2 separate regions of the Mus musculus genome follow, and region 2 is linked to region 1. The links are chromatin loops, found by intact Hi-C in ENCODE. Cell type or tissue: left cerebral cortex. All regions are shown on one strand. Links, peaks and the distances in the headings refer to the core of each region. The heading gives the core; the rest is flanking DNA.

What was found. Hi-C counts contacts between places; a loop is a spot of excess contacts. Peaks named below come from ENCODE experiments on the same cell type or tissue, not always from the same donor. Only the 100,000 strongest peaks of a DNase experiment are listed, where the experiment ranks them.
Region 2: it touches region 1 in a loop (2.6-fold over the local background); 19 of 42 quality-filtered maps call a loop at or near these places.

What each region holds. Positions count from the first base shown.
Region 1 is chr5:44,249,315-44,264,894 of GRCm38, reverse strand. No RefSeq gene overlaps it. Among named protein-coding and RNA genes, the nearest start is that of Gm35959, 26 kb to the right of the region's middle. In left cerebral cortex, for the core only: a CTCF peak has its summit at 6,840 (motif pointing right); DNase peaks (open chromatin) are centred at 4,980, 7,259, 7,638 and 8,911; H3K27ac peaks cover 454 bases.
Region 2 is chr5:44,158,105-44,173,684 of GRCm38, reverse strand. No RefSeq gene overlaps it. Among named protein-coding and RNA genes, the nearest start is that of Gm42427, 25 kb to the right of the region's middle. In left cerebral cortex, for the core only: CTCF peaks have their summits at 7,666 (motif pointing left) and 10,172 (motif pointing left); a DNase peak (open chromatin) is centred at 7,668.

The DNA.
Region 1 (15,580 bases), core at 2,545-10,544:
GAAAGAGAGGCCCATTGGACACGCAAACTTTATATGCCCCAGTACTGGGGAACGCCAGGGCCATAAAAGGGGAGTGGGTGGGTAGGGGAGAGGGGGTGGGTGGCTATGGGGGACTTTTGGTATAGCATTGCAAATGTAAATGAGCGAAATACCTAATAAAAAATGGAAAAAAAAAAGAATTTAAACACCTCAGAATAAAGAAAAATTTACATGTCTAAAAAAAAAAAAACATATATGGCTTATTAACTTGGTGGAAAAAAAATGACAAGATTTTCGAGATAGCCATTTTAGTGAATGAATTTGGCAACAGAAGTACCTGTGCCCAGAAAACTTTAACTGCATTTTTAGTTCCTATCATACAATAAAAGTAGTCATACTTTATGAGACTCAAAGACAAGACTAACTATAAAACATCAACAGTTTTTAAGCTTTCTATTTTAAAAGGCCTATGAATGTTTTTTTTCTTTTCCTGAGAAAGCATTAACATGGTTCTTATAGCCCTGAAGCTTGTCAAAGATTTCTTAGATTAGAACACAAAAAAGACACACTGTGAAACAAAAATGGACTAGTCGGATTTTCATCAAAATGTAATACTTGCTCTTTAAAGCAGAGTTTGAATCCCCAGCACCACATAAGCCCTGGATGGGTGAGACAACTGTATAATTCCATAGCCAGGGAGGCAGGGACTGGATCCCACCAGCAAGCTGGCTGACTAAACTAACCAAATGGGTGAGTTCTGGTTTCAAGTGAGAGACTTTTCCTTAATATAGAGGATGGAGAAGACACCCAGCATCACCTTTGGCTTATATATGCATGTGTACACACAACCACGCACACACCTACGAGACCCTAAATATGTGAACATACATGCACACGTGTAGGTACGCCATACACCTGCACATACACACCAAAAACAGACTACAAACTTGAAAAGAATCTCAACATACATAGCCGGCATAGTATTTTTCTTCAAAACACAAGAAGGACTCTATACCTCAACAACAAGATAGTAAGTACACATTTAAAATGTGGCCAAAGATTTAAATACTTCACAATAAAGATACATGAACAGGCAATTAACTCACCAAATGTCAATTATAACCAAAATAAAGCATAACTCTACATCTAATAGAATGGATAAAATTAAATAGGCTTGCAATAATGCATATTGGTGAAGCCACGAAGCAATATTGCTATGAAAAGCAGCTCAGCATTTTCTCATAAATTTACACTCCATCTCTCTGTTCAGCAAAGAAGTATAGATACAATAAAAGGAATTTAAAATAAGTTTACATGCCTGAAAATGTATAGCAATTTTATACACAATAATCAACTATTGGAAACAACCCACTGTGTTGTTAGGTAAGCAGGTTGTGGCTTACAGTTTTCTTGCAATGGGTATACATACATAAATGTACAGGGTAAATAAGGTGTAATGTCCTTAGTGTTCTCTTGGTTGTTTCCTTTGTTGTTCGAATTGGCTGGTACAAGGACTACCATTGGGGAACAAATTTCTGCTGTGTGGAACACAATGGATGGATCTCAAAAACACTACATTGAGGGAAAGAAGCCAGGAATGAAATCTCAGGTACCACGTGAAAACATTCAAATAAACAGCATGTGCCTTCCCAGCAGAACATCAGTATTAATCTACACCAGGAGGAAGTAGAGCTATACATTCCTGAGATTGCAGATTGGAGACATTAAATGCAAAGGGGCAAGAGAGAAGGTTTTAAGTGATGGAATCAAAACTACGTCATAATCGTGCTACTCCTTCCATAGGCAAGAGTCTCCTACAAAACTACAACAGTAAAAATGCACAAGTCAGTAGGCCCAGCAGTGGGGCAAGAGGATGGCAAAGGAAAATCTCATCATCACACAGCGTAGATGCTGTCTGCCTTGTGCCTTTGAAACAGGATGGCTGTGTGCTTGCTTCTGGTTGCCCTGAACTCCTGGGCTTCACATATAAGGATGTTAATATGGACAGCAAAGATATCTGTTTTATTACCAACAAGTACTTTATGCTTTAATTGTTTTTTTTCCTTTCTTTCTTTCTTTCTTTCTTTCTTTCTTTCTTTCTTTCTTTCTTTCTTTCTTTCTTTCTTTCTTTATATTAGATATTTTCTTTATACACATTTCAAATGCTATCCCGAAAGTTCCCTATACCCTCCCCCTGTCCTGCTCCCCTACCCACCCACTCCTGCTTCTTGGCCCTGGCATTCCCCTGTATTGGGGCATATAAAGTTTGTAAGACCAAGGGGCCTCTCTTCCCAATGATGGCCGACTAGGCCATCTTATGCTACATATGCAGCTAGAGACACGAGCTCCGGGGTACTGGTTAGTTCATATTGTTGTTCCACCTATAGGGTTGCAGACCCCTTCAGCTCCTTGGATGCTTTCTCTAGCTTCTTTAATTGGTTTTTAACCAATAAATAGTCTGCAGTTTGTATACTTGCTTTCTTTCTGTCATCACAGCTACTTTAGCAGTGCAAATGTCAGTGTCAAATTTTACACACACACATACACACACACACACTCACACACACATGCACACTCATGCACACACACACATACAATTATTTCTTTTTTTTTAACTCTGCCTGATTTGAAAAAAATCATAGCAATAATCAGACTTAACTGGCATGAGCCTAGCATGACAGACATGGAGACTAAATGTCTAACTGCTCAAATAAATTTAATTAAGATACCATGACTTCTACAGAGATGAAAAGATAGAAAAGATGGAACTAAGTCTGCAAGCAGGAGAGCTGGCCTTGGTAAGGTCCAGAAACCAACTCAACGCAATGGGCATAAAGAAAGAACACACAGGCACAAGTTTGGAGGATGATGCTACAGATCTGGAGGTCTTGTATCTCTCCATACTGGTAGGTAAGGCAGACTAGGCAAAGCTGGGGCTGCAGGGAAATGAGAGAAATATGTGGCAAACATTGTGGAGAACTGGGAATCGTGACAGAAAAGAGAGGCTGGGCCTGCTCTGGATCAGCTGAGGTCAGACGACAACAAGCTACGATGGTGCCAGTCACTCTGCCGTTCACTGTGTCTCCTATGAAAGGCCCGATTCTGCCTACTCCCTACATTCTGGACAGAGAGAGAAAGGGAGGGAGGGAGGGAGGGAGGGAGGGAGGGAGGGAGGGAGGGAGGGAGGGAGGGAGGGAGGGAGGGAGGGAGATGATTGAGTTTGTACCCTCAGTTATTTGGTTATCTTAGCCACTTTCTCTCAGATATAAATAACAGCATCAACAACCACTACCTTAATGTTTCACATAACTTTATACAATGGTTAATAAAGTATCCATCTGGCCACTGTGCCCAAATGTTCCATCAAACATTATCCCATTATGTTTCCATGAAGCTGCTTTCTAGATGAGATTAATATTTGTATGAATAGATTTTGGATACAGTAGTCGCTGTCTGTAATATGGCTGAGCCTCACCCAATCAGCTGTCTGATCTTTGACAAACAGAACAGAATTCTGCCAGCAGATAGCCTTTGACCTCAAGGCAACTCTCTTGGCGTCTAATCTGGTGGACTATACTATATTTGGCCTGTACAGTTGTGGCTGCTAATCCTCCCCGAGCATTGCACAAAAGAAACTAAATAGATAGATGACTGAATAATCAGGCAGGAGGGCAAGCAGGCAGGTTGACAGGCAGGTGTATGATAGATATCTGTAAAATCATAGGCATTGGTATCTATAGATCTATGGTCCTGTTTTTCTGGAGAACTCTGACTAATACGCTGCTGTTGTTTGAATGTGTATTCCCAGAATCAGTGTATTGGAAACTTAATCCCTAATGTGACTGAGCTGGGAGGTACCTTAATGAAAGGTACCTAAACCATGAGGGCTGTATTCGCTTGAACTGATAGATGCATGTCAGCATATACTGTCTCACAAGGGTGAGCTTTGCCATTGGTGTGGCACCAACATCCTTGCTAGAGGTTAGCACTCAGATAGTGGGCTACTCAATCTTCAGAACTATGAGCCAATGCATTTCTGTTCTTTATAAATGACCCAGCCCAAGGTATTCTGTTATAGTAGCATAAAATGTACTAGAACACAGACTTAAAGGAAAGATTCTCACTTAAACTACCCAGGAATTGGATCACAGACACTACTTCTACTATTCAGTTCCTACTGCCTGCTTAGTCTTCTTTCCCTTGGAAAGGGCATACATTTCTGCAATCTCTCCTTCATTTCTTTTCACTAGCTGTAGTGTCTAAATTTCATGACCTAAACAGGCTACCAGGTTTTTTTGTGATATATCAGCAAGGAATCTAAAAGAGTTTACTCAGTGGTGAGTTAAGCTTCCATTTATTATCAGCCATTTTAAGGCTAACTAGTAAACAAGAATTAATTTATTCTTGTTATGGTTTGCTTCTCTGTCACTATGATAAAGCATTTTGACCAAAAGCTGCTTGGGGGAGGGGGAAAGGGTTTATTTCAGTTTTTAGGTTACAGTCCATTGCTGAGAGATGCTGGGGGAGGGCCTCAAGCAGGAACTGGAGGCAGGAACTGAAACAGAGCATCATGGAATACTGCTTACCAGAGGCACTCTCTACAAGCTTTTATACACAGCCAGGCCCAGCTTGCCTAGCAATGGTGCCACTCACATGGCCTGGGCCCTCCCCCACATCAATTATTATCAAGAAAACACTCCCACAGACATGCGCACAGGCCAATCTAACAGAGACAATCCTTCAGCTTTACATTTCTTCTTCCCAGGTATGTCAAGATGACAACCAAGATGAGCCATCAGAAGTAATGACCAGGAACTAGTTTATTCTGAAACCTACCCACTGCTCCATCTTTCAGTGAGTTATTTCAACAGTACAGGGCTTCTAACATACCATAATCACTACAAAGTGAATATGAGAATGCTATGCAGTCTGCTGGAACCAAGATAACTAATTGTGTATTGTCAAGAGCAATAATAGCAAAGCTGATGCAATTGACAACTCACCCACACACTGCCAAAAACAGCCTGTGCCGTTTATAGATCCATGATGTCACACTGGCCACATTCTCTTCATTCTGAGTTGCCAGGGTCTTTTCCATGATCTGGTTCCTTGGCAGGTCGTTGATACTTTCTGGCAAACTACTCCGTATCATTGTGTCATTGTGTTTAGGATGGGAGGCATTGGCAAGAGGATCTCTCTCTCTCTCTCTCTCTCTCTCTCTCTCTCTCTCTCTCTCTCTCTCTCTCTCTCTCTCTCTCTCTCTTTCTCTCTCTCTCTCCTTGCATCTCTGGTTATATAGGATCTTGTTTTGTGGGGAGGTGTCTCTGGCTACTAAGAAACAATACAGGTAGCCCATTTTGTAAAATACCTGTTGGGAAATAGCTGACACAGCTATTCAAATCCTTCCATTCACACTTGTCTACCTCTGATCTTTTTCATCATAGGGATCTGCCTTAGTTTGATTCTGATCTTGGGATAAAGACCATGACCAAAGCAACTTGAGGAGGAAAAGGTTTATCTTAACTTCCAGATAGTAGTGCATCATGAAGGAAAATCTGAGCAGAATCTGAAGGCGGGAACTAAAGCAGAGATCAAGGGCAGATGCTGCTTACTTGCTTGCTCTCCACGACTTGCTGAGCCTGCTTTCTTATACAACCAGGACCACTCACCTATTGGTGGGACCTCCCACACTGAGCTGGGCCTTCCTGTATCAATCATTAATCAAAACTATGCCTCTACAGACTTGCTACAGGCAACGTGATAGAGCCATTTTCTCAACTGAGTTTCCTTTTTTCACAAGCTTCTAGTTTATGTTGAATATTGGCAAAAAGGAGAGAGAGAGAGAGAGAGAGAGAGAGAGAGAGAGAGAGAGAGAGAAGAAGAAGAAGAAGAAGAAGAAGAAGAAGAAGAAGAAGAGGGGGAGGAGGAGGGAAGAAGGGAGGAAAGGAAGGGAGGAAGGGTGGAAAGGAAGGGGAGGGAGGAAGGAAGGAAGGAAGGAAGAAGGAAGGGAGGGAGGGAGGGAGGGAGGGAGGGAGGGAGGGAGGAAAAGAAAAAAGAAAAAGAAAAACTAACCAGCACAAGATCCCTTCAAGGCCTAAAACAAATTTCTAACTAAAGAGAGTTATATTGTTACTACCAGCATCCATCCATCCATCCATCCTGTTTTGTTAGCACTGGGTATCAGCAATAGCTAAAGGCTGACACCATAAATATTGATCGGAAAGTCTAGGACATCCTTACTTACAGCACAGATTCTTTTCATATATATCTTGTTGAAAATTGCTAGTAAAATAAGAGGCAGAGGAGTTTTATAGCAAGATACACCTTGTACCTATTAATAATTACTTATTTAAACCCTACATGTTTAAGTGCCTTCCCTTCCCCCTCCGTGTGTGTGTGTGTGTGTGTGTGTGTGTGTGTGTGTGTGTGTGTGTGTGTGTGAGTGTGCCCTAGACCATTTGTACTTCTGTAACAAAATACTACAAGCTGGGTAATTTATCAACAATGCACATTTATTTAGCATGCCTCTAGAGGGCAGGACAGTCAAGGTCAGGGTGACAATGAAGTGGTGTCTGTGAGGGCTGCCCTCTGCATCCTCCAGAAGAAGCAGATGCTGTGTCCTCACATCAAAGAGCAGAATGGCAGGAAAGTGACTCCTTTCACCCAGAGACCTTGTATTAGAAAAGGGGGCTGATCACCTCCCACAGACAGGCCACAGCTTTTAGTGACATTGAGTGGGGATTAACTTTCAACATGAAATGTGAAGGAGACACAAACAATTATAACTTTTTTTAAAAGATCTGTTTATTTATTGTATGTGTGAGTACATTGTTGCTGTCTTCAGACACACCAGAAGAGGGCATTGGATCCCATTACAGATGGTTGTAAGCCACCATGTGGTTACTGGAAATTGAACTCAGGACCTCTGGAAGAGCAGTCAGTGCTCGTAAGTGCTGAGCCATCTCTCCAGCCCCATTTATAACTCTTACACATGCATTGTTTATTCCTCATGACAATATTGTTCCTTAGATGATACATAGCCAGTTTTATCAATAATCACATAGTTACTGGCTAGCATTAGTCTGTATCCTAGATGATAGAGGACTTCACAGTGGCTGATTCAATCTATAATACCATGAAATATGGGCTTTTGTCTCCAACAGATATGGTGGGGAGTGATGGTACTGGAGGAGGCGACAGTGACATCAGAGCTGGGAGGAGCGGGGCAAGAGTGTTTAACCCAGTTTTTCTAACTCGTGTATTCCAGTGCTTGCCTCCATTGTCCACATTCTCCTGGGCTAGAAGCAGGCTTTGGCACAGTGTTGGATAACTGGCCTACTGCAATTTCTAAATGGAGAATGTTCCTTGGGCTCTTGGCATCGGCATCTTACACCTCCCACTTCAAAAAAAAAAAAAAAAAAAAACACACTGAAAACCTACTGATTGATGGGAGCTATGCTCTGGTTTCTCTTTAAAGGAAGGGCACTCTGATACCTATGGAGATGTTTTCTGTGTTCTCTTGATACAGCGTTTTTAATGTTTAAATACTGAGACTTCTGGGACTATTTTATGCCTTTCTGGGACTATTTCAGATTTGGCTGGAAACTTGCCCTGGTCTTCGCCCCTGCTTCCCCATTCTCTGTTATTGTTCAGTGGAGAAAGAAACAAAGGTTTGAGATCAGGGACTATGTATTCCTTATTGTGTCCCTGATCCTGACCACTCCTACCTAACACAGAAGACAAATACGTTTTGAGGACTGGCAAAATGGCTTGCGAAGAAATGGTGCTTGCTACCAAGCTTGACAGCTCAAGCTCAGTCACATGGTAGAGGGAGAGAAACAACTCTCAAAAGTTGAAAAGTTGCCCCCTGAGCTCTACACCCACACCAGAGCATGACCTCCCAAACACATACCACAAATAAACAAGTAAACAGAGTTAATATTTTAAATAAATAAATAGTTTGAATATGGGAATATGTGTTGTTGAGGGATTATTCTAGTTTATTTTCTCTGTTGCTATGATAAAGCATTCTGATCAAAAGCAATTTAGGGGAGGAAAGAATTTATTTGACTTACACTTCCAGGTCAGAATCCATCGCTGGAAGAAGTCAGGGCAGAAACTCAATCAGGATCTGAAGCAGACACCATGGAGAAGTGCTGCTTAGCTTACTGCTTTGCTTCCGGGGTCACACTCAAGTACCCTTCTTATATAGCCTAGCCCTGTCTTCCCAGGAATGGAAACATCCACAGTAGGCTGGACCCTCCTGTATCAATTAGCAATCAAGAAAATGTTTTCACAGAGATGCCCACGGGTCAATCTCATGGAGGCAATTTCTCAGTTGGGGTTCCCTCCTCCAAGGTGTGTCAAGTTGACAGCTAAAACTGGGCATCACTGAAATGGTACTCTTCAGTCTTTTTTTTTCCTCCTGAAATGCTTATTTCAGACTATTTTTTATTCTTTATCTGTATTTTTATTATATTATCCACATATGTTATATTTCACCCACTCATGCATTTCAATGGTTTATTGTACATCCATAGTCATTCAACTATCAGAACACTCTACATTAGATTTTCATGGACCTCTGAGACAAACTGTGCCAAATGAGAAGTCAGAGCTGTTTAACAACCTTTCTGAAATCTGGTAACTGTGTGCTGTAATTCTCACGGCATGCTTCTCCAAGGTTAATGACCCATACATCCAGTACATGGTCCCTGATCTTTGGGTCTCTCTTTACAGTTGCAAATAACAAACTCTTACTAGAATAGCTTGTATTCACTAAACACCTGCAATGTGCTAGACTCTGACACTACTGTGAAACACAAGGAGGCAAGAAGAACGCCTCATCAGACACCTTACATTCTAGCTGTAGAAAGGAGGCAAAGATGAATGAATCACAATTACCAACTGTGGGAAGTACAAGACACAGAAAAGGGGCGTGGCGTTGGAGTACTCTCATCCAGCCCCTCCCCTGCTGGGTGGCAGGGAAGCCCTGGTGGCCACAGTGTGAAGAAGCTGGTCCTACGTCCGCCAGGAAGTGGACACAGGAAAGCTCGTGCTCTAATTCCTTTCTCATTGTCATTCAGTACAGGACCCCAGCTCATGGAAAGGTGCCATTCACACATTTAGAGAGGATATTGTCACTTCAACTAAACCAGTGTAGAATCTCTCTCATTGTGCTGCTAGAGGTTTATGCCCTAGGTGATTCTAGATTCCCATCACAATGGCAAGCTAGCCATGAATATATATTGTCGGTCAGGAGATCCCAGAGAGAGAGCCATACGGCCTATTATAAAGGGAAGACAAACAGATGCCAGGGTGGCTCTACCCTCTGACTCAGAATGGTGAAAGAGGACATGGACACAAACAAACATGACACTCACACCTCTTTCCTGTCTTCCTTGTCTAAGGAAACGAAAGAGGGAGAAGACTGTTTCTTCAGTAGAAAAGAAATATTTTTAACATGGAGTTCAGAAAGATCACCTCAATGTGGGAAAATCTCAGAGCCTGACAGATGACTCTCACCTGCAGTCACAACACTCAGGAGATGGAGACAAGACCATGGGTTCAAGGCTAGCTTTAGCTACAATGAGACCCTTTCTCAAACAGACCAATTTCTCAATCAAGAAATGGAGAAATTCAGGGATGGTAGTTTTCTGTCTGTTGCGTGCACATGAAGGGATGCAGGAGAAAAATCAATTATAGAAAGAGCATTCATGGAGTACAGAAGAGGGACGTCAAGAATGCTCTGGGAAAGGTGAGTGGGACATGTGTTTGATGGGAAATCAAGGGCTTTTGATGGGGAACAGTGGAGGCAGTGAAGAGGCAGCCAGGTTGAAGAGGGTCTTAGATGCAAGCCAAGGAGTTTGTGGACTATTTGGACAGAACTTGGAAGGCAGTTGATGTTTTGTTTTTTTAAAAAGAAAAGGAACATAATTGCTGCAATGCGTTAAGATTAAATGTGCATCCGAGTGCAGAATTTATTATCTAGAGAGATTCTGGAAGCATGAAGATTAGTTGGAGTCTCCCATTGAAACTGACCATAGAAACCACCTTAATTAGTGTCACCGTGCTGGGAGGCAAGTGACATCTGTGTGCTGCCTTAAAGCTTACAGAGCTCATGCCCATATCACTTATCTGGTTGGGTACAGCACTTGTGGGAAGTAAGCAGCCAGTGATGAGCGCTGTAAGACAGTTTGCCCTCGGTAAATGTTAATGGAATAAGTACAAGGCTGACCCCAAAGGGCTTGCTGACTCCACATAAGAGGCTTATGTGTGAAGGCAAGAGTGAATCATCACCTTCAGTACTGAGAATAACTTATTCACTTAGCAAATACTCAAAAAGATTTACTATATTCCAGGAACTATTCCAGATGTTGCCATTGTGGGGGTGGGGGAAGACCATGGTGAACAATTAAACGCTTTATTTTTCTAAGAGTTTCTGTGACCACGTGTCTCTTCACAGCAATAGACACTGTAACTAAAACGATGTGGAGTATAATAAAAAGAGAAATCAAGGTGCTTCTGATGTTTGTGCTGTGTGTGGGCAGATGGATGGGTGACCGAACCCTGCGGTAGAGAATGGCAGGCCAAAGAATTCCAGACTCCTGCTTAGGTTAGACTGTGCTAACCCTGATAAGCATCATGTGCTACTGTGAAGGAAAGACAGGAATCTGGAGGAAAGAAGAAGAGTCAGGCTTAGGCACATAAAGTTGATATGGTCTCACCATCACTAAAAACAAAAACAAAAACAAAACAGAAAGCAAAACAACCTGAACGGTCTGACAAGATGGCACAGCACGTATTTTTAAGCATTCTTCCCCAGCCTGAGGGCCTGAGTTTAATCCCTAGGACCCATTTGAAGAAAGGTGAGAACCAACTTGTCCTCTGACCCCCAAATACATGCATGCACGCACACACACACAAACTCTAAACATTAAAGTCTTCCATTAAATATTTTTAAATGAGGGGATATTATACCATCTGCAAGCCTTAGCTAGGGTTTCATTGCTGTGAAGAGACACCATGACCACAGAAATTCTTATAAAAGAAAACATTTATTTTGGGCCGGCTTACAGTTCAGAGGTTTAGTCCATTACCATCATGGTGGGAAGCATGGCGGCACACAGGCAGACATGGCAATGGAGCTCTACAACTCGATCTGAGGCAGCTGAAGGAAGATTGTGTCACTGGGCGTAGCTTGAGCACATATGATTCAAAGCCTGCCTCCAAGTGACATACTTCTTCCAATAAGGCCACACCTACTCCAATAAAGCCACACCTCCTACTAGTGTCACTCTCTATGGGCCAAGCATACAAACACGAGTCTCTGAGGGCCACACCTACTCGAATCACCACAGCAGCAACTGCAAAGTTGAGGCAGGAAAATTCTTCAACCCAGGAGTTTGAGGCCAGCCTTGCAGTTAGCACAGCAAAACTAAGTCTCTTAATAGAAAAGACATAATAAGCTACACACACACACAAAACAAAAACAAACAAACAAGGAGGAAAAGCATTCCAGTACTTATTCAGCACTTACTGTGTGTAAGCACTTTGCAAACCCCTGTGAGGCAGGCGAGCATCAGAGACAGTCTTCTTGGGACCCCAATTGGGTTTGAGGTTATACACACACTCTTCTTGCAGCAATGCACTTGACAGCCCAGGTCCTCTACCTGCAGGCACTATGTGCACACATCCCTCTCCAAAGAATGCCCTTACCAATCTCAGAATCCTCTCAATTACTACGTGCATAGGTCCACATACTCCTGTCTCTAAACAATACTATATGCTTCCTCACTCCTGGTAACAATAAAATTTAGACAGTTTCTATTCCAGTATATTCCTAACGTTTCCAGTTATGAAGAATAAAAGATCTAATCTAGCCTAAACTGGTTTTGGGCGTACATTATTTTAGGAGAAATCTCCCATTGACCATCTTATACCTATGCATAATTGGGAATGCAAGTGATTAAAATCAGATACATTACAGGAAGAGACATGTACTGTAGAAAAAATTATAAAACCTAATCTATCACAACAGAGAACCACTCAAGCTACCTACTTCATAACCTTCCTTCTCCACTTGAACCCCACCAAAGGAAGCCTCAAACAAGATCAATAATTAGGGGACTTGAATATTTACACAGTGTGACCCCTTGACAGTCCCCATAACTTGTACTATGTTTGCTTCGTTTCCATAGCTCTGTGGGCCTGTTTTCAATCCTTAAGAAGCCAAAGCCTATCCATCTGTACATATCCATGGGGGTACGGAGATCAAAACATAGTCCTTCTCGTCTGAAAATACACAGTCCAGATAAGAACACAAGCCAGTTATCTACAAATCGATGAGTTCTGTGAACCTGTTTCTAGGAAACAGCAGAGGGGAGCCAGACCCAGCTTAAAGAAGACTTCTGAATGAAAGCCATGCTGAAGATAAGTTTTGAAACATGGAGTAAAAAATTTCTCTGTGAGGTAGAGAGAATCAAGGCCTTAAAGAAAGACTTGGGGAAAGAGAGTATGGTTTTCATGTGTGTTGGCTTTTCTTTCTGTTGGGAGAAAGGGTTTATTTTAGTTCAGAGCTTGAAGGTAGTGTTTACAGCAGGGAAGGCAGGAGTGTGGGGCAGCTAGTCACACAGCACCCCAAGTCTGGAAGCAGACTTCTCTTTGTATTCAGCCCAAGTCCAGGCCCCCAGTCCATGGAATGTTGTTGGCCACTTTCAGAGTGAATCCTCTGTCCTCTGAGTCTCTGTTTCAGAGATGAAAGCACCTCATAGACATGCAGAGGCATGTTTCCAGATGAGCTGACAATGAGCAGTTGCCAGTTTGTGCTAAACTTGAAGCACAAACAGGACAAATCTAGGAGGCAGTGGGAACTGAATGATCAAAACCAAAAAGAAAGCCAGGGCCAGATTCCTATACTTGTTTGTGTCTCTAAACATCAATAGAATTTCCAAGTCTCCTCCCTAATGATTACTGTTGACATTCTAGAAGTGAATCAAGTATCCAAGAACCAGAAAGTTCAGAGCAAAGAAGAACAAGACAAAAGCAGAGTCATTGGCAACAACCAGAGTTAACTGGAGGAGCCAGTATGGAACTCAGAACAAGAATGGTCAGGGACATTCAAGAACTAGAAGTGCTTTAATAAACAGCCAGCAACACAAAGAAGGCTCAATGGTGGCAGGCAATGCCAGACACCAAAAGCCACTAGAGACAGTAAAATAAAGACAAGCCATCAAATGGCATACAGCATAGTTCCCTGCTGTGCTGATAAGTCTTATGTTGGCTTGACACGAGCTAGAGTCATTTGGAAAGGGAGAATCTCAATTGAGAAAATGCCTCCATCAGATTGGCCTATAATTGACCTCCTTGATGGCTGCCCTGGTTGATGTGGGAGGGCTCAACCCACTGCGGGACAGTGCTGCTCCTGGACTGGTTGGTTGTCCTGGGTCCTATATAAGGAAAAAGTCTGAGCTAGCCAGGAAGAACAGGGCAGTACGCAGCACCCCCCACCCCACCCCCCATAGCCTCAGCTTCAGTTCCTGCCTCTAGGTTCCTTCCTTGTGTTTCTGCTTTGGCTTCCTTTGATGTAATATGGAAGTTGAGGTGAAATAAGCCCTTTCCTTCCCAAGGTACCTTTGGGTCACAGTGTTTATTACAGCAACAGAAGCCCTGTCTAAGATGCCTGTTAATCTTTGAAAGAAAGATTCAATAGAGGTTAGGACAAATAGGGTGAGCGTGGAAACATAAGAGCAGAGAGAATAGACTCCCAAGGCTGGGGACCACCAGCCTTTGTTGCCAACACTCCCCATCTTCCTGGCTAGCACCTGCCTTCACTGCACCCTCTACATGCTCATAGAATTCTATCCTGTTTTGTTGTTGCTGTTGTTGTTGCTGCTGCTGCTGCTGTTGTTATTGCTACTGTCTGCTGTCTCAGTGTGACTACATTTCGTGCCAACCACAATTCTAGTATTTAACCTACTGGCACTAAGCTAGTCACTAAGTTATCAAGTAGGCATCGTGAGATATGGGATGGAAAGAGTTGATTAGATGTGATGTCACGTATTCCATACCATGAACAGGATCTCTTTAAGGACACTATTTTGGCAAAATTCTCACTAATCTGTTAACAGTGGTCACTGATAGAGTGCTGCCTAGTGAGAGGCGACAGCTGGGGGCACCATCTGCTGTTACCATGTATGTAAATGTTATTGCAATGGATGGTATAAGTGGTTTACTTAATGTTTTCTTCTAATGTTGAGCATTCTAGTTTAAAAGCAAAACAAAGAGAGATGTCCTCTGTTCTTGTAATCTGAAGATATATTGTTTAGCCAAGGCTATCTATATTTCTTATTTTCTTTATGTCTACTCCCCTCTCCCCTCCATGATTCTTTGGCAGTCAGAATTAACTCAATGGGAATCTTGGCAAACTCTCAGTCAGACATTTGTTCTTTTTAATGTCATGGCCACGTCTAGATAATTGTTTTCCTATACCAATTGGTATCTAGCTTTTAATGTAATTGGATCTTTGCATAGCCAAAAGCCACTTAATGTAAATTGAAGCAATGACTCCACTTGATTAATTCAGAATGATAAGCCTGGTCCTTCTGAGAGTCAGTGCAGCTAATCGGGACTCCATCTTCATTATTCTCTTTGTAGAGACCAACAGCTGAAACAAGTGGCACCAAGAAGGGTATGATAATTGGCTATTTAACCTAACCCTTGCCACTTATGATGGTAATAAACAGCACCAATAACAAACAAATTAACCACTGCTCCCCTAGAGCCGATCAATTACCAAGTTATGACAAGTCCACTTCCTACTTCTTGAATCTCCATCCCTGCTGCATCCTGCCCTCTTCTTTTCTTCTCTGAACCATAGCAACTTCTGCTTCGACTCTCTATTTGTTCCTCCTACATATGTCCTCAACCATTATAATGAATCCAAGCCATAGAATGATTAAGCTCTTCAGTGTGGTAAGAATAATGGTCAGTTTCTGGTATGGTGCTTATGAGTCTTAGGAGTCCAGGCTCAAAGTGCGCCAAATTCAGTTTATTTGTCTGGAGCTGAGGTTGTTATACAGAGTTCAGATCACTGCCAGACTTTACTCTCTTTGGGTAAATTTCTCTTTGGGACCTTCTTGCTGTCTTCTGTCCCTGTCCCATTGATCAGGACCACCATTTTCCTTTGTGTCAAGATTTCTAGTTGTAACCATTTGTCCCTGTGTGGAGGAGCTCCGTAGACAGACTCATAGAATGTGCAGTGGGGGAGGGGGTTGGGGTGAGTGGAGACAGACATGTACAGGCCAGAGGTCAACTCTTGCATTCTCTCACAGATGCCTTTCACCTTGATTTTTGAGATAAGATCTCTCTTTTGGATCTGGTGTTTGCTAATCTCCTCAGGCTGGGTGGCCAGGCAGTCAAATCCGTCTGCCTCTGCAGCGTTAGGATTACAAATACTTGCCACGTCATCCGGCCTTCCTACATCAGTGCTGGGCATCAACTTAGGGCCTCGGTTGTTTGGGCAGCAAATATTTCACTTAAGTAAGTTGCTTTCCAGCCCCAAACAGCAGAATTTTTTCTCAAAAGTTAACTGTGTCTTTTC
Region 2 (15,580 bases), core at 3,472-11,471, 92 kb after region 1:
TCAGCGGGTAAACGCACTTGCTGCGAAGCCTGACAATATGAATTCAATCCCCAGACTCCACACTGTGGAAGAAGTGAAACAACTCACACAAGTTGATCGCTGACCTACAAACACACATACACACACACACACACACACACGGGGGGGGGGGGGGGGGGGAGGGGGTGCGCAGGGCACAGCAAGAAGTAGAATGTTAATGAGCCAAGAAAGCGGTAAAAAAATATCTCAGAAGCCAAGGATGCCATGCCAGTGGTTGTCGAAAATAGTCCTGTGGTACAGTTCAGTGTGGTATGTGGTATTCATTAAATGCCTCAGACATCCAGGGTGTTTTAGAGCAGTGGTTCTCAGCCTTCAAAATGTTACAACCCTTTATACAGTTTAATTCAGTTCTTCATGTTGTGGTAACTACAACCATAAAATTATTTTTGTTGCTACTTCAGAACTATAATTTTTGCTAGTGTTCTGAATTGTAATATAAATAGCTATGTTTTCCAGTGGTCTTAGGTGACCCCCGTGAAAAGGTCACTTGACCCCCCCCCCTCCAAAGGGGTTGGGCCCCACAGGTTGAGACCCACTGATTTAGAGTGTTTTCTTGTAAAACACCTAGTGAGGGAAGGAGTGTCAGTGATGAGGGAGGTGTGAGTTACTCAGGAGAAATCGGCATGGTGAGAAGGTTTCAGTGATTCTCAAATGTTTGTTTCAAGGATGGGGAACGGTGAGTTCCTAGGGGCTGGTGAACAAACAAGACATGACTGATTAAACATGAGCAAGGTAGTGAGGGATGGGGTCTTCTGCCGGCCGGTGAGGCTGCTCTTGAGATGTCGTTACCGGAAGAGAAGAGTGAGCATCAGTTGGTAGAGTTTTGCTTTGAACATACAACCTCATCTAGCAATGAGGAAACCAAGGAGTTCATGAGGGTCCTGTCATCACAGGAACGTACATACTGGGAAAGTCAGAGATGCTGTTCTAGCGAGTTAACAAGGCCAGTGCAATGCAGACAGGAAAGCTCGTAGGCATTACTGTCCCAGTTACTTTGAGGCACGAAAATGAACAAGTGCTGCTGTGTGGTTGTGAGTGGATCTTGTCTAGTGGGTAAGGGAAGTGGCAGCTAAATGCACACCTGACAACGAGACACTCTTGTCCCTGTCTGCAGACACTGATCACAGGAGACCACCTTAGATGGTGCTGCATCCCTTGTCCCTCAGCTCCTGATAGAGACCAACAGTACTGCTTGCAAGAATTTAAAAAGAGCCACTGTGAGGGACGTGCACTTAAATTTAAGATGCCTTGTTAGATTAGGGCTGAGGGTAAGGGGAGGAAGGGCAAGGTAGTTGTCACTGAAGAGGGAAGAGCACACAGTATGTCTACAGCACAGCCTTGGCCCCTATACACACATAAACACACGCTGTGTGTGTGTGTGTGTGTGTGTGTGTGTGTGTGTGTGTGTGTATGTGTATGTGTGTTGAGAGCCAGCCACTACTGAAACCACAGAGAGGAAGGCAGTTCTGGTTGGAGGTGGCAGGGACTCTATATGGAGACAGGGCTTGAGAGCTCTTAGTGCCTGGCTGAGGATTCTGCCCCTGATTCCGCTCAGAGGCTGGACAGAGGCGAGCTCCTGTGGGATGTTAAGTTCACGTATACAGAGGATAAGTGAAGAAGCTACTTTGGACACTTTCAAGTACTATGATTAGGTCAATGTGTTAAGAAAGGCAGGCTGCTGACCTCCCAAAGGACTGATACCTGATAGCTGTTGGAGGTTTGTGTGAAGGCACAGTGTGGTTCTCAGCTGCTACATCTTCATCCCCTTACGGAGTGCATGCTGTCGTCCCCATCCTACAGCTAGGAACGCAATCTGGAAAGGAAGAGTAATGTGTGCCCACCACACAGGAGACAGAGCAGGACCTTGAACCCCTTTCTACAGTCTTGCCCTGTGCCATCAGCTATGTTCTACAAGAGAAGGGTTGGGAAAAGGAGGCCCTGTATGGAAACTGCTGGGGACATCCACACCAGCCTAAGGACCAGAGAAGCTAAGATACTGTTGGTGTGGGTACCCAGTGCAGTGCCAAGGGATCAAGGAGGCTAGTGGGTTGTCTGCATGGAATGCAATGGGCTCATGCAGACCTGGAGCCATACTATGGCAGTGTCGACTCCAGACTGCTCTGAAGTCCTGTGCCTTCCAATATCCCTTGAGAACTCCAAAAAGAGGATCCTGACCCCAGACTTGGTCCATTTACTTCAGCGCTGACACCATGTGGAAAGCCAAACTTTTATCTGATTTTGTTTCTCATTGTCGAGCACATGATGAACCCTCTTCAAATCTGCCGTGCTCCAGGAGTGACTCCAGGGTCAAGCTGGCCTTGCTCACGGGCCATAGTGGAGGACAAACATTTCTATGAGACCAAAGAAAGACTATGGTCTGTGAACCCCATGCTGAACACCAGAATGAGCTGAGCAGAAGGCTGGGTTGCTAAAGCTTTGGTAAGATGAAATAAAACCAAAGCAGTTCAGGTTCCACCCAGAGTGCTCAGCTGGCTACTTTTACAGAGGATACCTCAGTCCAGAATGCAAAGGTTTTCTTAGCTTCAAGTTTACATATCCCAATCCATGGTCAATTTTCCCTATTGCTTTGGGCCTGTAGTGAAGCAGCTCCTGATGGCAGGAACATGAGGCAAAGCAAGGCTGCTTACCTAACAATCAGAGAGCTAAAACTAAGAGGAAAAGGCATATGAGTTTCACAGTCACTTTCAAGGGCCTGCCTCCAAAATACCGTGCATCTCCAAGTACAACACACCTCCCACAAAGATCCACATTCCCAACAACAGCACCAACTGGGGACCAGGCCTTCGAGAGATATCTGAGAGTCAAGGCCATACTACCACCTTGAATTGAAAAGTACAAAAATATGGCCTCCTTTCCCTTGCTGTGTGATTCATTTTGCCCACAAACATAAGCTTAGAGACTACTTAAGCTTTGAGCTGGTGGAAGTTCCACTGTTGAAGCACCTCTCACAAAACATCCAACTCTTCTCTGAGGTAAACATCTTCCCAGTACCTCTCATCACTTGTCTCCTAGCTTTGTCTTGCAGGGTTAGTCATGATGTTTAAGCCAGTACTTACTAGACTTCTACTACAGCCACCACGCAAGGCTCCTGTAATCCAGTCCCTCATTTCTTCTGCACGGTGTCCCTGCAAAGCCTCCTCCCCTGCCCCTGCCATTTTGCAGAAAGTCCTTCTCTCAAGCCGCTGAGGTTAGAGCCAAGCTTTCACAGGGTCTACCTGCTTCCAGAGTGGGCTAGACATTCGGACAACCCTGTATAAAAGTCTGTGTGAGAACTTCCCCCAGCACACATTAACCGTTCTCCAACAAACACATGCCCAGTTAAGTGGCTTTCCATCCCTTGTATTTTCCGGTCAGTTTACATTTCTGACTTTCGCATGATCCAAATTCTCCATAGATGGTCTTTGCAACATGTTAGTTTTAGAATTGGATTAGGAATGGATTGTTCCCGTTATTCTGCTTATACAGTTGAAGTGTCTTTTTTCTCTCTAAGGAATCATTAAATGGAGAGCAGAATATCATAAACTTAGGTGATGTTAGTATTTTTTAAGTGGACTCTCTCTTTGACTTCTCTTTTGACACTGCAGGATGTGTCCAATAGGGCTGATGAAGCTCTGGTCCAATAGATGCTATGGCCGGCCTGGGGAGGATGGGCGCCACAAAAGCCTGGTGCTGCTTGCTATAAAGGACTTCCAGTTCATGGGCAGACTATGCTCAGCACTGCTGTCTTCATGCTGAGGATGAACTGGGGAGAGAGTGAGCTCTTTCTAGCTCAAGCAAATTTCAGACAGTTTAAAGGTATTATTAGTTCAGATCCTCAAGTAATAGTGATTTAGTATAGATAAATACCTAAGACCATTTTTTAAAAGTAGGGTAAATAGAGAGATAGATAGCTTCATGGTTAGAAGTATCTATTGATCTTCCAGAGGACCCAAGGACCCAAGTTGTTCTGAGCACCCATATTAGGTGGCACATAACCATTTGTAACTCCAGTTTCAGGGGAACTGATGCCCACTTCTGGACTCCACAAGCACTATACTCGCCTGCACGCATGCACGCGCGCACACACACACACATTTAAAAAGAAAAGAAAGAATTGTAGAGACAGTGAGAGGAATACTTACAGCTTCACCATCTAGCTTAAAGTCTGTTTCTCCAAACTGTTACTGGTAATACATGCATAGGTGGAGGTGTTCACATATAAATATATCACAACAGGAATCTATCATGTATGCTGGCTTATAGAATGTTCCTTGTATTTTACAACAAATTTTGTGGTGGACATTCATCTATGCCAATAAGTATTTTCAATAGCTGTATAGAATTCCATGTACAGCCAGATCATAATTTGTTTGAAAAGTTCCTTTACTCTGGTCTTTTTTTTTTTTTTTTTTTTTTTTTTTTTTTTTTTTTTTGATTATTTCCTTGAGGTCCTTCCCTAAATCTGGAATTCCTTCTACAAGTAAGTTCTGACTTACAAGGTGGTAGCTGCCTACATACCTTACACAAGCAGCAAGGGTCTGGGTATGCCCCGAGCCCACACTCTCAGCAGCCCTGGGATGCATGATTGGCCTACTAACTCTTGCTAGCTTTGAAACAGGAGACCTGGCTTTAGCAGTATGTTTAAATATTTTAATAGATGTCCTATGTGTAGTAGATGCTTTTCGTTTCTTTCATATCACTTAATACTGTCATAAAGTGACACTTTTAAAAGTAGCCTTAAAAAGATTTGTTTTTATTATTTTTTGTGTATATGAGTGTATATGCAAAAGCACATGTACTTGGATATCTACAGAGGCAGAAGAGGATGGCAGATTTCCAGGACTTGGAGTTATCAGCCTAATGTCAGTACTAGGAACCAAACACTGGTCCTCTACAAGAAGAGCCAGTGCTCTGAACTACTGAACCATCCCTCTAGCTCCCCGCTTCATTATGCAATTTTTTTCTTCTCACTATTAACATTTTTTAATTATTAAAAAAAATTGATGAAGTTTCAACTCAGCTTTTAGGGCATCAAAATGAATTGACACAGGTAGAAGTTCCTTGCCCCACCCAAGGTAAGTCAGGCCCTCAATGGTACCTATCAATCAGTGTGTACCCTTGATATAGGCTATTAACAAAAATGGGGAAATGTTAACATGTTAAATGCAAGAGCTTTGGTAGGAAGCTTAAGAGTAGATTCATGAAGTCTCTCTCATGTGGCATGTCTCTGAGGAAAACCTGCTCAGGATGGAAAAGAGTAAGTGCTAAGCAAGAGCTCTGGATGAAGATGGGGCTTGGGGGGAGGGAAAGCCAGGCTGTGGTGGTAATGCACACTTTCAGTCCCAGCATTCAGGAGGCAGAGGCAAGCAGATCTCTGAGATCAGGGCCAGCCTGGTCTACAGAGTGAGTTCCAGGACAGCCAGGGCTACACAGAGAAACCCTGTCTCAAAAAAAGAAAAACAAAAAAACAAAACAAACAAAGAAGACAAGGAGGAAAAGGAAGAGGAGGAGGAGAGAAAGGAGGCTAGGGGAAAAAACAGATTCTGAAGAAGCAAAACTGGAGAGTACTGGAGGGCTTCCTGGCTATATTAAACTTCTGCTCTCTCTCTGCAGCAAGCATAGAAGCTCCCACAACCTTAGCTAGTTAGCTAACCTGAAGATTCCCCCAGCTTGCTGTTCTATGGTAATGCAAATTTCACTTGCCTCCACCCAGCTCCCCACTTAATAATTACATAGTTATTAAATATATGTTAAATATAAATGATTAATTATTAAATAGCAAAAATTAAATGACTTCAGTGGGTATAACTTGAGATACCCAGTGAACTCTGTGTTTTTAGACAGCAAGCCAAGTGAAGCCATGGCACATACTTCAGAAAAGAGAAATAATCAAAGAGAAAGGGATGAACCAATTCCCTGGCTCCTTCCCAACCCCTGGACTCCTAGAAGCCACCAGCTTTCATCCCGACAATCACTGACGGTAGAGCTCTCAGGGAAATATGTCCCCCAATTTACACTCTCTTGGAGGCTTTCTGAAGTCCTGGACATCCTTTCTAAGTAGTAACTCAGAAAATAAGAGCTTGGTCTTTTCTCAAAAGCAAGTCGTTTTGTTTTGTTTTGTTTTGTTTTGTTTTGTTTTGTTTTGTTTTTCTGGAAGGGTGCTTGCTGAAGGCAGTGAAACAAGCTGGGCTTTAAAATCAAAAAGACCCGAGTCTGATGACCAGCACTGTCACATCTACCCCAGTGAAGAATGTAGGTCAAGCACCCCACCTATCTGAGGCTTCTTCCCTCATAAGCTTAGTAGAAATAGCACCCACCTTCAGCATGGCTGCCCGTTTAAGTGATGTAGTGAGACACAAGGATGCTACTGAGTAATATTTCTTTGCTCTCCTGTCTTCCAGTCTAAGATACAAATGGCCTGTCTTGCCTGTTTTGTCAAATTCACCTAACAAGTATTTATCTGCAGAGCTCTTACTGCCTTGGGGAATGATGTGGCGTGACACCGATGAATAAAATATGTCACTGTGGCTGTAGATACAGAGTCACGACAGGAAGAACCTCCAGACACAGGGAGAGTAAGTGGCCGGGCTAAACACAGTGGGCTACACCCTGTGAAAAAATGGCATTTAAGGCTGAACTCTTGCACAGCTGCATGTGGTAGCTGAGGAAACTCCTGCAGTTTTTAGCAAGCAGTCAGTCGGGACAGCGTGTCTCACACAGGGAGAAGTTTCATGGCTGTCTGGCCACACTGGTTACAGAGCTGACAGTGTCCCTGTTGGTCTCAAGGTGGTTGCTGCATCTCAAAGCATCACACTCACGTTAAAGATGAAACAAAGAAGAGGCAGATGGCATGCTAACCCATGCCTGTCCTCTAACCAGGAAGGCAACAACAGTTCCCTAGATACTTCATCTGCAGCTGGAAACGTTCCTCACACTAACTAGAAATACTATGGTTACGCTTAACACGAGGAGCTAGGAAATTGGACCCAGGCCCTATGACTGTACTAAAAGCAGCATTTTCCAAGAATGTTGACTGCATCCATAATAAGAAATAAATTTCATTGCAACCCTGAGAAATGAATGGTTATATCTAAAAGTAAACCTAGATAGAATACTTGAATTTACTTGAATATGTTCTGTTTGTAGGTTTCTTGATGCTGGTCTTAATGTGCTAAATTGATTTCATACTCTGATGACGCGGAGCATGTCTCATAGTTCAAAAAACATTCATTTATCCTGAGCATAATCAATGACTTGGAACCTACCAACGCTAAATACCACCAGGGACCCCTTAGGAAAGACCAAGGGAGGCAGCTATCAGGAGGAATCATTCAACAGCAAAAGCAGGCAGTATGTATGTATGCGAAGGTTCTGTGAGTGGAGGCAGCGGCTGTGCACAGCCAATGCCAGGCAAGCTGCACTCTGGAATGCCTGAAGGTACATTAGGCCCTGCCCTCCACTGTAGGCCTTGGCTACTGCAGAAGCGCCCTGTCAATCCACGTGTAATCCTAGCATGTGGGAGGAAGAGTCAGGGGAATGAAGAGTTCAAGGCTAACTTTGGTTACTTGTAACTCCAGTTCTAGGAGATCTGGTGCCCTCTTCTGGTCTCCTGAGGCACCAGGCCTGTGTGCAGCTTACATGCAGGCAAAATGCTTATATACATAACATAAAAATAAATAAGTCTTAGAGAAAAGAAACTGCTATAATTGAGCTGGCTGCAGTAGTAAGTAGTCTACTATAATCCCTATACTCTCTGCTATCTGCCAGGCCAAACAAAGAGGGTGGCTTGAGGCCAGGGGTTTGAAAACAGCCTGAGAAACACAGTGAGACCTTGTCTCAATAAATAAATAAATAAATAAATAAATAAATAAATAAATAAATAAATAAATATTTCTGAAACTCACTATGGAACAATGTATATTTATTTCTCTGTGTTATCTGAAAGACTTGTGGAAAATAATAAACAAAGAGAAAAACACTCTCTTGGAAAGTGGGGCCCTCGGAGAGCAACAATGTCCAACCCAATACTTCCTGGATCCAATTTGTATTGATTATGTTAGTTAGTGGACTGAACAGGCTTGATTGTTTTCTCCTTTGAGAGTAGAAAGATACCATGGGGAAGTCCATGATCTGTGCTCCTACTCACTGTACAGGACAAGGAAGCTGCTTCTCAAGAGCTATCAATGACTGCCGACTCCACAGGTGAAAAAAAGAGAGACATGGAAGGACTCTGTGACAAGCCTCATCCTCATCCTCCTGAAAAAAACCTGACAACCTAGGCAAGAATCTATAGAAGGAAACTTAAAAATTGTGGTAAGGATTTACTTAGCACTTTTCTGTAGGAAGATGGCCACTGGGAGGTTGACTGTGCTCCAGTGAGTATATGGGCAGCATAAATTGGACTTGTTTGTTTGGACTTTTTTTTTTTAATCTTTTCTGGGGGGTGGGGGGGGAGGCCACGTGGCTGGGGGCAGACATGGGAGGACAGAGAAGTGAGAATGATGTGATGTGTTATGTGAAATCCCCAAATAATCTATTTTTTAAAAAGACCTGGAAAGATGAGATGGTCCATCCTAGATCACTCTCATCCTGGTGGCAGAGGCTCACTCAGATGCAGGCCTCTGACCTATGGACTCCAGGCTGGTGTCTCCTCACCACCCTGAGGGAGAGCACCCTGCTGTCACCATAGATTAAATCCCTGACACTTCCTAATTAAAATGGAAGTATTTAGTTCTGTCAGTTTAACACAGAGGAGTGATCCTAAAGTAGTCTTTGCCTCCACTTTGCAGAGGACCTATAACTTCCTACTAATTAGGCTACAAGATAATCCTGCCCCTCCCCCGCACTTCCAAACTCCTGTTGGGAAGCTGAGTCAGTATTATAGTGCTGAAGTGGCTCCTAACCGGGAACTAAAATCTCAGCCTCGGCCTTGCATCTTCCCAGTCCTCAGACTTCATCTCAGATCCTTTCTGTTCCCTTTCTGTTGTTCCAATGACAGGAAGCTCTCATTTTAACTAGCCACTTATGATTAGCAAAGAGCCCCATCCCGTGATCTCATTGCACGGCCAGGATGGCCCCTGAGGTCCCAGGAGACAACATTGCTTTGCATTTGTAGAGTGCTGTAATTGTATCTGCACTCTGCTATAGTAGTGTGGGTCTGTGAGACTGTTCCTTCCACACTCGTCCTTTCTCAGGGAGGTCCTGTCAGAATCACTTCCTTTTTATAGATGAAACAGAGTTCCAAAAAAAAAAGCTGAAAGTGCCTAGTGACATGATATGATCAGTGGCACGGGAGGAATAGAGCTCAGGTGCTCTGGCTTCAGAAAGCATAGCATCATTAGCCCGTGAACTCTATCTACAATCTATCTGTGCTACTGAGGACTATGCTGGCCATTTAGCCCATGGCTCTGTCCATAGAGCAGACAGGACCATCAGACCCAAGTGGAAGGTTGTAGACCCCTCCGCTCCTATGAGTGTTTTTAAGCATCAGCTCGCTATTCAGAGACTTGCATGGTGAAGAAAAGACTTCTTTCTGTGTGACCCACTGCGAGGGCACGGGGCTGTTAACCACACACGGTGTTCATCTGCAACCCAAGGACAAACTTATCTCAGGTTTCTATCTCTAGGGTCCAGAGAGGATAAGGAAGTCCCTAAAATCATGCAGATTTGGTAGAGATGATGTCAGTTTGCCTGATGCCAGTGGCAGACTGTATAGGGTGGTGACATTGCTCCCTTCAAGGTCAGAAGCAACATTACAAGATGGGAGTGGTATGAACCACAAAATAGTGATTAAGAAGGGGCCAGCTCCTGTGAATGGAAGCATAAACCGAGCCCAGACTGAAGCAACGTCTCCTCAGGAAAACTCCTGGACTGCTGACTTTCTCAAGCATCACTACAGATGGGACACACTTAGAAATAATGAGCTCTGGCTGTTCCCGAGAAGAACCAACACTCGTGTTGTCTGGCAGTTTTTCCTTCCAAGTAACAACTGTACAATCTAGCCTGTCCTCTCCAGCAGGAGACTAAGCAAGACTCCTACAGTCTAAAATATGACAACTAGTCACACAAGGTGACACATAAAAGCTAGAAGCATGGCATGGGGGTTCATAACCATCTATAATGAGATCTAGTGCCCTCTTCTGGTCTCCAGGCATACATGCAGACAGAACACTGTACATAGTGAAAAAATAATTTTTTTTAAAGACACATAAAAGAGAATGACAATAAAAAAGGTGGGTTTTTAGTTCAAGCCTATAGTGGAACAACTTCATGAGACGGAAGATGGAGAAACATGAGGCCTGATTTTCCTCCAGATGCACTCTTGGGATAAAGCAGATGGGGTACCTTCAGCAGGTCCAGGGCCGAGTTATGGTGCTGGTCATGCCTCACAATGGATCTAACCCAAGAGGTTTATTGCGGCGTGGGGAGAAAAATGCCATCTCAGAGTGGGGACATGAGCGATAGAGACAGATGGACAGAGAGTCTGAGAGACATAGAGAATGAATAAGACAGAGAGCCATCTGGGTTGGCTAGGACCTTTTAAAAGGGGTACGTGCAACTCATAGTGACAGGGGAAATGTGCCCCCAGTGGATGCAGCGAGTGATGATGTAAGCTGAGTTGCTGAAAAGCAGGTTGGTGGAACGGGCTTGTTTACAGCACGTATCCTCCCCATGTTCACCTCTACCGCCTGATATTAGGAACTGAAGACAGCAGGTGGCATCTCCACTGATGCCCTCAGCATCTGTGAGAACTGTAGAGCCCTTGGTAAAGCAACGACTCAAACCATCATGAGAGCAGCTGTTTGGGCTCTCTGGGCAGTTGAGCATACCTAGAAGTCCTCGGGAAAGAAGGCAGCCACTGCTTTTGTATTGGTCTGGGTATAAGTGGTGAAATCTCCAGACTGCTTTCCCCTATCTATGTTTATGAGGGAGCCCTGCTGGGGCTGGAGGTCTAGAGAACTCCACAGGCTGGCAGGAAAGCCTAGAGTATTCTCACAACTCATGTTTCCTATCTCCAGGCCCCTAAAAGTCAAGATCTGAAAGGCCTAGTGAATGATCTGCATGGGTGGTTCTCAACCTGGGGGTCGCAAGCCCTTTGGAGTCTACTGACTCTTTCATGGGGGCTGCTTAAGACCATCAGAAAATATAGGCATTTACAGTAAGATTCATAGTAGTAGCAAAATTATGAAGTAGCAATTAAAATAATTTTATGGTTGGGATCAAGGAACTGTATTAAAGGGTCCCAGCATTGGGAAGGTTGAGAACTACTAATCTACGCCCTTGTACTCTACAAGGAATCTATAAACACATTAGAAAACCAGGGGTAGCATAGTTATGGGGGAGATGAGAATGCAGGATCTTAAGAGCATTGAAAGTGGGGCCTAGGGACCAATAGGGTTTGCCAGGTGGCACTTCAAAAGAGAAGCCCTTGGTGGGGGCAGGTCTCTGAGATGCTGGTCAGCTGTGGACCAGGCTCCTCCTTCAGGGCATCTAGAAATGACCTCTTTGTTACCTACCATCTACCATTTGAAAGGTGACAGCCAGCATAGCTAAGGCCTGAGTCTGCTGTGACTGGTGACTTCATAGGTTTCTGGGAAGGGAGATATAGCTCACACCCTTGGATCTGAATAATGTTTTACTACACATAAATGTTTGGTGGTTTAAAGCAACTGACCAGCTCCTCCCGTCACATAGTCATCTGTGCACCTTATGTTCTAGCCATATACATTCACGTGTGTATACATGCGTACATATTTAAATCTAGATCCTGCATGTGAGAGGAGATAGACATTATTTGTCTGAGTCTGGCTTGTTTCACTTAGCATAACACTGTTTAAGTCTTCTCCATTTTCCTGCAAATAAAAACATATCACTTTCTGTAGCTGGAAAAAATTCCACTATGTGTTTGTACAATGTCTTCTTTGCCTAACCATTTATGGATGGGACCCCTGGTTCTGTATCTTAGCTAGTGTGAAAACTGCAATAATATTGTGAGTGTGCAAGTATCTCTGTGCTGTGTTGACTTGAGGTTCTTCAGGCATATACCCTTAATTGTTTAGCTAGAGCTATGGTAACTCAAAAAAAATTTTTGAGGAATCTCCATACTGATTTCCATAACAGTTACACTATTTTACATTCCTACCAGCAGTGTATAAAGGTTTCTTCTTTCCTTTCATTCTCATTAGCATTTAATTTTTGAACAACTTTTCTAGACTTTAGAGATAAACCTGTCAGATGTATGGCTGGCAAAGACTCTCCAATTCTGTAGGCTTCCTCTTCAGTATGTTGATTTCTTGCTTTGCTGTGTGTTTAAATCTCATGAAATCCCATTTGTCAAGTCTTAGCTTTGCTCTCTGGCTTATTGGAATCCCTTTCAAATAGACCCTTTTCTGTGTGCATCTTCAAGGGTGCCTTTTTCCCCCTAGCAGTTTGACAGCTCCAGGTCTTCTGTTAATCGGGGCAGGGAGGAGCAAAGGAGAGGTTATTGAAATATGTGTGTCACAAAAGCAGAAGAAGGGGCAGTTGGGTTTAAAGAGAGGGAAGGGAGACAGATGAGAAAGATGGGAAAGGGAAGGTAGTGGAGGGGGCAGATAAAAAGAAAGTATAATGCTTATATTTTTGAGAGTGACAATAAATGATTATGACTCTCCTGAAGAGCTATTTGCAGAAAAGTTTTTAAAAATTAAAGATCTATAAGCGAACTCAATATATCTAATGGTGCAGAGTAGCAGCTCAAGTTTTAAAATCAGGTCATCTTAAATTTAGTTAAAGCTTCGACTTTTTACCAATGCCCTCGGGAAATCAAGATCTCCAAGTGTCTGTGACTTCATCTGAAAAAGTGGGACTAATGATAACAACGGAGAATTTAGGGCCTCTGAGCATCAATTGAGGCAACATCTGCAAGACAGTTGGTTCAGTCACAAACCATTATTAAGCATCCAATATAAAGTTGTCCCTTTATTGTGGTTAAGAATCAATTCTGAGGACAAGGGATGTTTTTCATAGTGCTCAAAAAGAGCACTTATGCTCATAAAAGCACAAACTGTAGTGCCTTTTAAAATGTGAGATGTTCAGATAAATTAGAGAGCCTCCATAGCATACAGTTCCATGCTGCTGTTTTTAAACACAGGGAAATCTTTTTTGGCATAGAAAAAATGTTTAAATGTGTTGTTTAATGGAAGAAGGAACTGCATTTAAAATTATACAAAAAAGGAAATCTTACAAAACCACCAAGAATATTGGTCACTGTTAGAAGTACAAAGGTCCTTGTAATCACAGATATCACCAGGGAAACCACAATGTCGAACACACAGGGTTGTCTTTTCAAAGGAAAAGATGTATAACCTGTTTTCCGCCCAGAAGGCTGAGAATGGAGTTGGCTAATAGTCTAGGTAACCCCTGTGCTATCTGTGGGGCCAGGCCATAACCTGGCTCCTCAAAACTCCCACAACTAGGACTGGAGATAGATGATAGGCTAAATGACCTTTGTATTGTCTGTATGACTGAGACCATACCAAATCCTCCCCTAGGTCCTTAAGATAACACATGCAACCTATCTGTAGAACCAGTCTTCATGGAAAAAGTGACGTGTACTTTGAGAAGAGTCTCACTGTAATTATGCTTTCTTGTACACATGGGGTTACATTACACCAGAAAACTTTTTTTTTTTTTTGTACAATTGTACTATACTTAAATATGCCTACAATAAACTGTCTGGTATCAGACTCTAGGAGTTTGAACCAACACCAGTTACTGACTCATGCTGAACTGGATTTCCTTCTTGCCTCACAGGGATTGTTACTTAGCCAACTCTGGTATCCACAGAGACCTCACCACAAGTCACACTGTTGAATGATCTTGTAAGTGTACACAGTCAGGATGCTAAGTGATTTTTCCCCCTATCTATGATTTTTTTAAAAAGGCTGTTTAGTCTGAGCTTCATGTCAACATTGAACACGAACTATTAAGAGTCCCGTCTGTCTTCTACTTTCCATGAGCCTCACCTCTATAACCACTGCTATTCCCTAACCCACCACACTGCTACCTACCAACAAGCCTGACAGGTAAGCTCACCTCACTCAGACTCTATAGTGGTCATTAGAGCTCACCCTTGGGGGTGTAGCTTCTTTAGGTTTTAAGGGATATTTAGTGCTACGTGTCCATGGATGCTACATTGCATAAAATACCTTCCCTTCTCCAAAAGCCTGCTGTGTTCCACCTGTCCACTCCCTCCTCCCTAATCCCTGGACATACTTCTTTTTACTGTCTCCATGGTGTTGCCTTTTCCAGAACGGGGATTTTCTCAGAATGTCAACAGGGATCATATACAACAAAACCTTTGCAGGTTTTCTTCTTTCACTTAGAGGCATGTATTTGAGGTCCATTCATGTCTTTTTATGACTTATTAGTATTAAATGAAATGCCACATGTTGTAGACACCTTATGTCCAGAAATCATCTTAGTTGTTTTAAAGATTTGATAATTAAGAATAAAGCTGTTGCTGAGGGAGGGGAAGTTGAGGAAAATTAATTTAATTAATTAATTAATTTTTAAAAAGAACGAAGCTGTTGTCAGCATCTGTGTGAAAGTTACTGTGTAGATATGTTTTATGATTTTTATAATAGTTTCATTGATTACATCTCATACCATATAAAGCATCCATGCAGAGTGTACATTCAAGATCTCCTAGGATATTCACAAAGCTATGCAATAATGGCCAGAATCCATTTCACAACATTATTGTAATATCAGGAAAGACTTGCTACTCATTCTTAGCCACTCATCAATCCAACAAACACAGCCCTTAGAAGCCACTAACCTACGTATTATTATGATAGTCTCCTCCAATTATTTCCAGAGCATGGACTTCTACAGCACACGGTACTTTTCGACTGGCTGCTTTCTCTGAGCCCAGTATTCTCAAGGTTGGCCCACATGGCAGCCTGCATCAGTGTTTCACTCCTTTTTGCCTGAGTAACATTGGTTGTATGGATACACCATACTCCCTCATGGCCATCTGTGCTGCTTCCATTTGGGGCTGTTAAGAATCACCCCAGAAAGGACATCTGTGTTGGAGTTTGTTCTGTTGCTATGCACTGTGATGGTAAATTCTATACCTAAAAGTCTCAGCCTACAAGTGACTTCTCATGTTTACAAGCTTTTGTTGTGCAAACCTTGCTCCTTGATTTAACTGTTGGTTAAATAAGATTGACTACTGCCAATTACTGCAGGGATTAGACATTGGAGTGATGTGGTTGGGGGAGAGAGGTGAGAGGAGAAGGAGGAAGAAGGGAGAAGGAGGAAGTTGCCACAGGATGAAATGGACCATGAGTACATGGCCAGGAGAAACAGCAAGTACCTGGATTACACCACTGGGATGGTAGCCAGGTCAATAATTAGAAGAGTAGATTAGGGGTTAGCAGTAATAAAGCTAAATAAAAGACCTATAGTCTGAGTCTCATTTATTGTAAGTTAGTTGGTGATAAGCTTAAATTGCTTGTGCTACACATCCGCAGACATCTTCCATGGATATGTTACATTT